3 separate regions of the Homo sapiens genome follow, and regions 1 and 3 are each linked to region 2. Evidence: chromatin loops called from intact Hi-C (ENCODE). Cell type or tissue: endothelial cell of umbilical vein. All regions are shown on one strand.

Region 1 (2,500 bases), 110 kb before region 2:
TTAGATCTTTTCTTTCTCTTGTTGGAGATATGTCATCTACTGTTAAACTTATCAGATATTATCAGGTATTTCCTTGGCTCTTTAAAGAGAAGTAACAGGGATAGGCAGAGGAAGAGAAAAAAAGAAAATGTTAAGAAAAAGGGAAAAGGGAAGAGGGAAGGAGAAAATGGGACAGAAAAGAGAAAGATATAAAAAGATTAAGAGATTGAACGCCAGGCGTGGTGGCTCACGCCTGTCATCCCAGCAATTTGGGAGGCCAAGGCGGGCAGATCACCTGAAGCCAGGAGTTCCAGACCAGCCTGGCCAACATGGCAAAACTCCATCTCTACTAAAAATACAAAAATTAGCTGGGTGTGGTGGTGCGCACCTGTAATCCTAGCTACTCGGGAGGCTGAGGTAGGAGAACCGTTTGAAGCCAGGAGGCAGAGATTGCAGTGAGCCAAGATCGCGCCACTGTGCTCCAGCCTGGGAGACAGAGCTAGACTCCATCTTTAAAAAAATAAAAAATAAGAAGAGATTGAAGAGATAAAAGCAAGAAAAAGAGAGTCAAAAAGGACATTAAGATAAACAATTGCTCAAGGTACAATAAGCAGTAGCATTAACAGGTACAGAAATTCAATCTCCCTAAGGCAGCAAAAAGAAGGGCCCAGGCTGGCAGATTACAACTTGGGGTACAGGGAATACAGGCACAAGTCGAAGTTTTAGTAGCAAGGCAAAGGAAGCACATGTGTATAGCCACATGTGTGTGCAGTATGACTACACGTGGGTGAGACAAGATGGTAGAGCCGAATGACCATGTCCTGGCACAAGTCAAGAATCAGCCTTAGCTCTTCCTCACCTACCTCTTACTGAACCCACGTCATTCACACTCCAAGCTTCAGTTTCTTCAAAATCAGATGACTTGTTATGTTTGTAACTCAGAAAGCGCCTATTAGTAGCAAACTCAGCTCTAGAAGTAGCTTGCCAGGTTCATCCTGAACCTTTCTGAAGGTGCCCTCCCAAGCCTTATGAAGTTGTCATTAGCACCCAGCTTCGATCTGCTCAGCATTCCCAGTGACTGTGCCAGACAACTAATCTAGATTCATTTCCTGCTGACTTTCAACACAATCATATACGTATCATAACCAAATAACTTAAGGGCCTTTTGATTCATTATATTGGGCCAAGGAGAGACAAACATTACCATTCTCCACTATTCAATTATACTAAATAATAAATCATGTGTTGCCGTTTTAGTCTCTAGTGGCCTGCATCAATTCTAAGAGCTCATTCAGTTTCAGGAAGCAGCTTACTTCCTCCTTCCAAGCAAGTTTCACCAAAAATAACAAAGAAAAAACTTTCAAGATGCATGTGATTTTCGAGGCCTTCAGTTCCAAAATTTATTTTATTAAAAATGCTTTCTCTATCATCATTAATAAGGGGCATTTTATTGGCTTAATAGGTTTTATTTATTTAGGGTCTCTTAAAACTATTTCAGGTTCAATTTTTAACTGCATCAAGGCAATTCTTCCAAATAGGTACACAAGAGACACATCCTGTTTTGTTCCTGGTTCTGTGAGAAACAAATACTAAATAAAAACTGTACTTGGCAGGCACATATTTCCAGGAATATATTCTAACAAAAATTATGGAACGAACTCAAATGGGGACACACTATTTCTTACAACTATGTGACAGAAACATCTTAACTTCACTATGTAAGTCACTTAAATATTTATTTAACATACTTGACACTACTTTCTGGGTAACAGAAAACTGAATCAGAAGCAAACATTAACTTTTTTTTTTTTTAGATGGAGTCTCGCTTTGTTGCCCAGTGGCACGATCTCGGCTCACTGCAACCTCCACCTCCTGGGTTCAAGCGATTCTCTTGCCTCAACCTCCCATATAGCTGGGATTACAGGCATGCACCACCACACCTGGCTAACTGCCATGGTTATATCTTTTTTTTTGAGACAGGATCTCATTCTGTCACCCAGGCTGGAGGCAGTGGAGTGATCTTGGCTCACAGCAGCCTTGACCTCCCAGGCTAAAGCGATTCTCCCACTTCAGCACCCCTGCCTGGCTAATTTTTTATATTTTTTGCAGAGATGGGGTTTCACCATGTTGCCCAGGCTGGTCTCGAATTCCTGAGCTCAAGTGATCAGCCTGCCTCAGCCTCCCAAAGTTCTGGGATTACAGGTGTGTGCCACTGCACCCAGCTGACAATTATATCTTTTTTTTTTTTTTTTTGATTCAGTGTCTCGCTCTGTCCCCCAGGCTGGAGTGCAGTGGCATGATCACAGCTCACTACAATGTCTGCCTCCTGGGTGATCCTCCCACTTCAGCCTCCCGAGTAGCTGAGACTTCAGGCATGTGCCACTGTGCCCAGCTAATTTTTGTATTTTTTGTAGAGACGAGGTTTCACCATGTTGCCCAGGCTGGTCTCAAACTCCCCAGCTCAAGCAATCCTCCCACCTCAGCCTCCCAAAGATTGCAGGCATGAACCACCAAGCCAGGC
Region 2 (2,500 bases):
TTGTCAGCGCGTGCCCAGTAACCAGCTTGCGCCCAGGTGCGAAACGCAGTCATTGGGTCTCTCCGGGTGTGCGTCCTGGGTGGAGCCCCAGGGGCCCCGGCGTGGGTGGCCGTCCTGCTCCGCGGGTACCCGCGGAATGCCCTGCCCGCATGCTCCCTCTGCTGGGCGCGCCTCGGCGCCTTCCGGGTGCACGGCCCTGCCCAGGAGCGGCGCGTGGGGCCCCGGGTCTGCGGATGAATGGGGAGATAGCGAGGGGAGGGGCGCACAGCACAGCCCACTCCCCCTTACCCACGCCTCCAGAACAGTCCTACCCCTAGCCCCAACACCTCCTTCTATCCCCGCCCCGCTCTCCCCAGACGCTCTTAATCTGATTGAGACTTCGGCACGTAAACGCGGTTCTAGGAGCCCGGACTGGCTCAGTGCACGACTTATCAGAAACTTACCCGTATCTAACACACAATAGATTCGTGCACATCTGTTGAATAAAGAAGAGTTTGTTTTTCGTGTTTGAACCGTGTCTGCTTCAATAACGCTTCCTGCAGTGGTCCTTTTTAGGAGGGGTACAGTGAGTGGTATACTGCGAGGGAAGCGGGACAAGGAGGCAAAGGGAAGGGAAACAGGCGGGCCCAGAGAGCAGCTTCCGAGTGACCTGGAAAATCAGCGCCCAGAACTCATCTAGACACAGAGGCTCGGTGCCATGGCATTCCGCGCTGACTGCCAGAACCGCGGGCCGCGGAGCCAGCACTGTGCCGGCAACGTGGTGGGGCGAATGCCCTGGGGTCGGAGAGGTGGAAAGGCCCGAAAGGAAGAGCCCAGAAGGGGACAGTCCCCACCCAACGGCAGGGTAAAGGCCCGTCTCTACTGGTTACTAGAGACGTGGAACCCAGGAAGCTCGAGGCCCCAGGAAACCGGCATAGAAGGAGGCCTGTCAAAGGGGCCCCGAATCCTCCCGCAGGGACAGAGCGACACGTCCACCCGGGCTCGGAGGACTAACACCAGGAGTCCCCTGAGGCCCTGCCCCAGGCTTCCCAGGTTGTGGGGACACCAGCTGCCTGCAGGGGGCGGGATGTTCCTTTGGCGCTGCTGGGCAGTGACTAAGAGCAGAAACAAAAATAGAAGCTGAGATCAACGGAAAGGAATGAGACTGAACAAACACACGCATTAATCCTGATGGGATACATAGTAAAATAACATTCCCAAACACGGCAGTAAGAAAAGATGAACTATGTAAAGAATGCGCAGATAAATGAATGAAAATTTGGAGGACAAAAATGTGTTTCACATCGTATTTCAAAATAAACACCAAGTGGATTAAAGTGCTAAATATTTTAAAGAACAGCCATAGAAACTATATATTTAATAGGATAAGGCAGTTATATTTATGGATAAACGTCAGCGTTCTCAAAACTTTGAAACAACAGAAGAAACAACAAAGGAAGACTAACGTTCAAAAATACAAAAACTGGACAGAATTTTAAAAAGACAACAGATTGAGAAAAATGTCTGCACCAAGTGACAAGCAAATACTACCTGAAATGTATAAAAGCTTGTTTATAGGCCAGGTGCAGTGGCTCACGCCTGTAATCCCAGCACTTTAGGAGGCCAAGGCGGGTGGATCAACTGAGGTCAGGAGTTCGAGACCAGCCTGGCCAACATGGTGAAAGCCCCGTCTCTACTAAAAATACAAAAATTAGTTGGGTGTGGTGGCACACGCCTGTAGTCCCAGTTACTTGGGTGGCTGAGGCAGGAGAATCGCTTGAACCCGGGAGGCGGAGGTTGCAGTGAGCCGAGATCGCACCACTGAACTCCAGCCTGGGTGACAGAGCAAGATTCCATCCCCCCCACCCAAAAAAAGCTTGTTTATATATATAAAAACAATCAAGGTACCAATTGCTAAATAGACAAAGAAGGTAAACATGCACTGTAATTCACAATAAGAAATAAAAGTCATACCCAAGTGCATGGGGAAAACGTTCATTGATAATCAGAAACTTTAAACTTAAAACAGTTATGACATAACACCTTACATCTACTAAAGTAGCAAAAATGTTTTAAAATTATAATGCAGGCTGGATGCAGTGGCTCATGCCTGTAATATCAGTTCACTGGGGGCCAAGGCAGGAGGTTCCCTTGAGGCCAGGAGTTGGAGACCAGCCTGGGCAACAGAGTGAGACCCTGTCACTACAAAAAATTTAAAAATTAGTCCAGCATGGTGCTGTGCTCTAGTAGTCTTAGCTACTTGGGAGGCTGAGGTGGGAGGATCCCTTTAAGCCTGAGAGTTACAGTGAGCTATGATCACACCAGTGCACTCCAACCTGGGCAATAGTGAGACGCTGTTTCTGTAAAAATAAATAGAAAAAAATATAATAGAAAAACAGAAAAAAAATAATGCATAATGTTAGCAGCATGGTAAAATAATAGTCACCATTGCTTCATACAACTCTATCTGGTTTTTTTGAGACGGAGTCTTGCTCTGTTGCACAGGCTAGAGTGCAGTGTT
Region 3 (2,500 bases), 91 kb before region 2:
AACTGCAGCTCAAGACTCTTATTCTAGATCCTGTCTTTCACCGTGTATCTGTGGATATGCAAATATTTGTTACCTGTCTACTACAGGTCAGTCAACATCTGGTATGGGAGGAGTCCCACATAAAATAAGACATACGTAGTCTCTAAGGAGCTTCTAGTGCGAGGAGGAAGACAGACTAACAGTTATGTGCAAATGCTCCAATAAAGGGGAATACAGGGAACTCTAGCAGGGCACAGTGGTTCATGCCTGCAATCTCAGCGCTTTGGGAGTCCAAGGCAGGCAGATGACTTGAGGCCAGGAGTCCGAGACCAGCCTGACCAACATGGTGAAACCCAATCTCTACTAAAAATACAAATTACCCAGGCGTGGTGGCTCGCACCTGTAATCTCAGCTACTCAGGAGGCTGAGGCATGAGAATCACTTGAACCCGGGAGGTGGAGGTTGCAGTGAGCTGAGATTATACCATTGCACTCCAGCCTGGGCAACACAGAAAGAGTGTCTCAAAAAAGTAAAATAAAATAAAATAATAAAAATTAAAAAAAAAAAAAGAGGGAAGATGCAGGTCCTCTTTCCTTGCCTAATGCAGCCATGGCTCGTGGTCCCAAGAAGCATCTAAAGCAGGTAGCAACTCCAAAGCATTGAATGCTGGATAAATTGACCAGTGTGTTTGCACAGTGAGGTCATATATATACACAGTAAGGCCATAAATATATATATGGTCTCTCTCTATATAGACAGTAAACAGAATTGTGTCTGTTATTAAAATATTATAGAACATACTGGGAAATTCTCAGAAATCCAGAATTTGGATAGGGATGATGGCCACACAACATAGTAAATACATTCACAACTATTTTACTGTACACTTTAAAATGGTAGGTTTTATGTTATGTGAATTATATCTCAATGGTTTTATAGTTTCATAAAACCATTTAAACCAGAGCAAGAGCCAAGAAGGAGAAAGTAAAATGGTAGGCTCTTCTCATATAACTACATATACATTTCTAACCTCAAACTCTTTCCTGAGTCCCAGTTCTATATTTTATTACAACTCACATGAAATCATGAATTCTTTGAAATCAAAGGCCATATCTTATTCAGTTTTGTACCCCTCTGCCTGGTTTGCAGTATTAATTTGCGCATTCATTCATTCAAATCATTGTGAGTGTTTACCAGGTACCAGTTACTATGCTAAGAGCTGGATAACAGTGAACCAGTTCTTGCCGTCACAGAACTCAGAGTCTGGAGAGGGAATCAGACACCAAACAATACAGCAACAACCCAACAACTAGTAAGTGCTATAGAGGAAAAGCACAGGCTGCTGCGGGAAACACATTATAGGAGAGCTGGTTAGCTCTGGGAAGGGTGGGTTCTACCAGGAGAAACCTCCCTGAGGAAGTGACAATCAAGTCCAGAGCTAAAGGATCAACAAAAATTCGCTGCATTTGATGGGCGGAGTTGGCCTTACAGCACAGGAAGCAGCATGTCTGAAGGCTCTGAGGCAGGAAGGGTCTTGGTAATCTGGGGAACAGAGAGAAGGCCAACGTGATTGCACTAAAGTGAACAACCCACATGTCCAACAACTGATGAACTGAATATGTAAATAAAACATGGTATATCCGTAACGGAATGTTATTCAGCCATAAAAAGGAATGAAGTATTGTTATAGGATACAACGTGGATGAACCCTGAAAACATTATGCTAAGTGAAAGAAGCCAGATACAAAAGGCTGGCTATTGTATCATTCCATTAATATTATATGTCCAGAATAGGCAAATATATATAGACAGAAAGTAGATTTGCACTTGCCTAGAGCTATAGGGGAGAGGGAGTGATTGCTAAATGGGTATGAGATTTTGGGGGCAGCAGTGAGATGAAAATATTCTAAAATCAATTGTGGTAATGGTTGTAGTGAATGAACAAAAAAACCACTAAATGGTACATGTTAAATAGACTAATTGTATGGTATGTAATTTATATCTCAATAAAACTGTTACTTTAAAAAACAATATATCTTTACAGTACATGACTCACATTGCTGGCCAAAGTATTCATCAGTATAAAGTCATTCATGTTTCTCAGCATGAAACCCCTTTATTTACTCAAAAGTTTATAGTCCTCTATAGTTTCACAAATATAATGAAAATGTAGAGTCCAACTTAGTCATTGCACCAAATTAAAACTATGTAACTTTCAGTCAGGTGCAGTGGCTCACACCTATAATCTCAGCACTTTGGGAGGACAAGGCAAGAGGATCACTTGAGCTCAGGAGTTCAAGACCAGCCTGGACAACATAGTGAGACCTCTGCAAAAAAAAGTTAAAAATTAGCCAGGCATGGTGGTGCACACATGTAATTCCAGCTACTCCCCAAGCTACTTGGAAGGCTAAGGTGGGAGGATCTCTTGAGACCAGCAGGGCAAGGTTGCAGTGAGCCATGATCATGTCACTGCACTCCAGCGTGGGCAACAGAGCAAGACCTTATCTCAGAAAACAAAAAA

What was found. Hi-C counts contacts between places; a loop is a spot of excess contacts. Peaks named below come from ENCODE experiments on the same cell type or tissue, not always from the same donor. Only the 100,000 strongest peaks of a DNase experiment are listed, where the experiment ranks them.
Region 1: it touches region 2 in a loop (6-fold over the local background); 10 of 110 quality-filtered maps call a loop at or near these places.
Region 3: it touches region 2 in a loop (7-fold over the local background); 3 of 110 quality-filtered maps call a loop at or near these places.

Annotation. Positions count from the first base shown.
Region 1 is chr11:9,718,826-9,721,325 of GRCh38, reverse strand. All of the region lies in intron 3 of SWAP70 (switching B cell complex subunit SWAP70), which reads right to left. Among named protein-coding and RNA genes, the nearest start is that of SBF2-AS1, 38 kb to the left of the region's middle. RefSeq lists an enhancer at 1,600-2,100. In endothelial cell of umbilical vein, no CTCF peak of the experiment used is centred here; a DNase peak (open chromatin) is centred at 1,145; H3K27ac peaks cover 2,500 bases.
Region 2 is chr11:9,611,907-9,614,406 of GRCh38, reverse strand. No RefSeq gene overlaps it. Among named protein-coding and RNA genes, the nearest start is that of WEE1, 39 kb to the right of the region's middle. RefSeq lists a silencer at 16-395 and an enhancer at 496-1,185. In endothelial cell of umbilical vein, CTCF peaks have their summits at 169 (motif pointing left) and 1,032 (motif pointing right); DNase peaks (open chromatin) are centred at 276 and 1,116; H3K4me3 peaks cover 982 bases; H3K27ac peaks cover 2,366 bases.
Region 3 is chr11:9,702,417-9,704,916 of GRCh38, reverse strand. All of the region lies in intron 2 of SWAP70 (switching B cell complex subunit SWAP70), which reads right to left. Among named protein-coding and RNA genes, the nearest start is that of SWAP70, 40 kb to the right of the region's middle. RefSeq lists an enhancer at 92-191. In endothelial cell of umbilical vein, no CTCF peak of the experiment used is centred here; a DNase peak (open chromatin) is centred at 1,446; H3K27ac peaks cover 1,627 bases.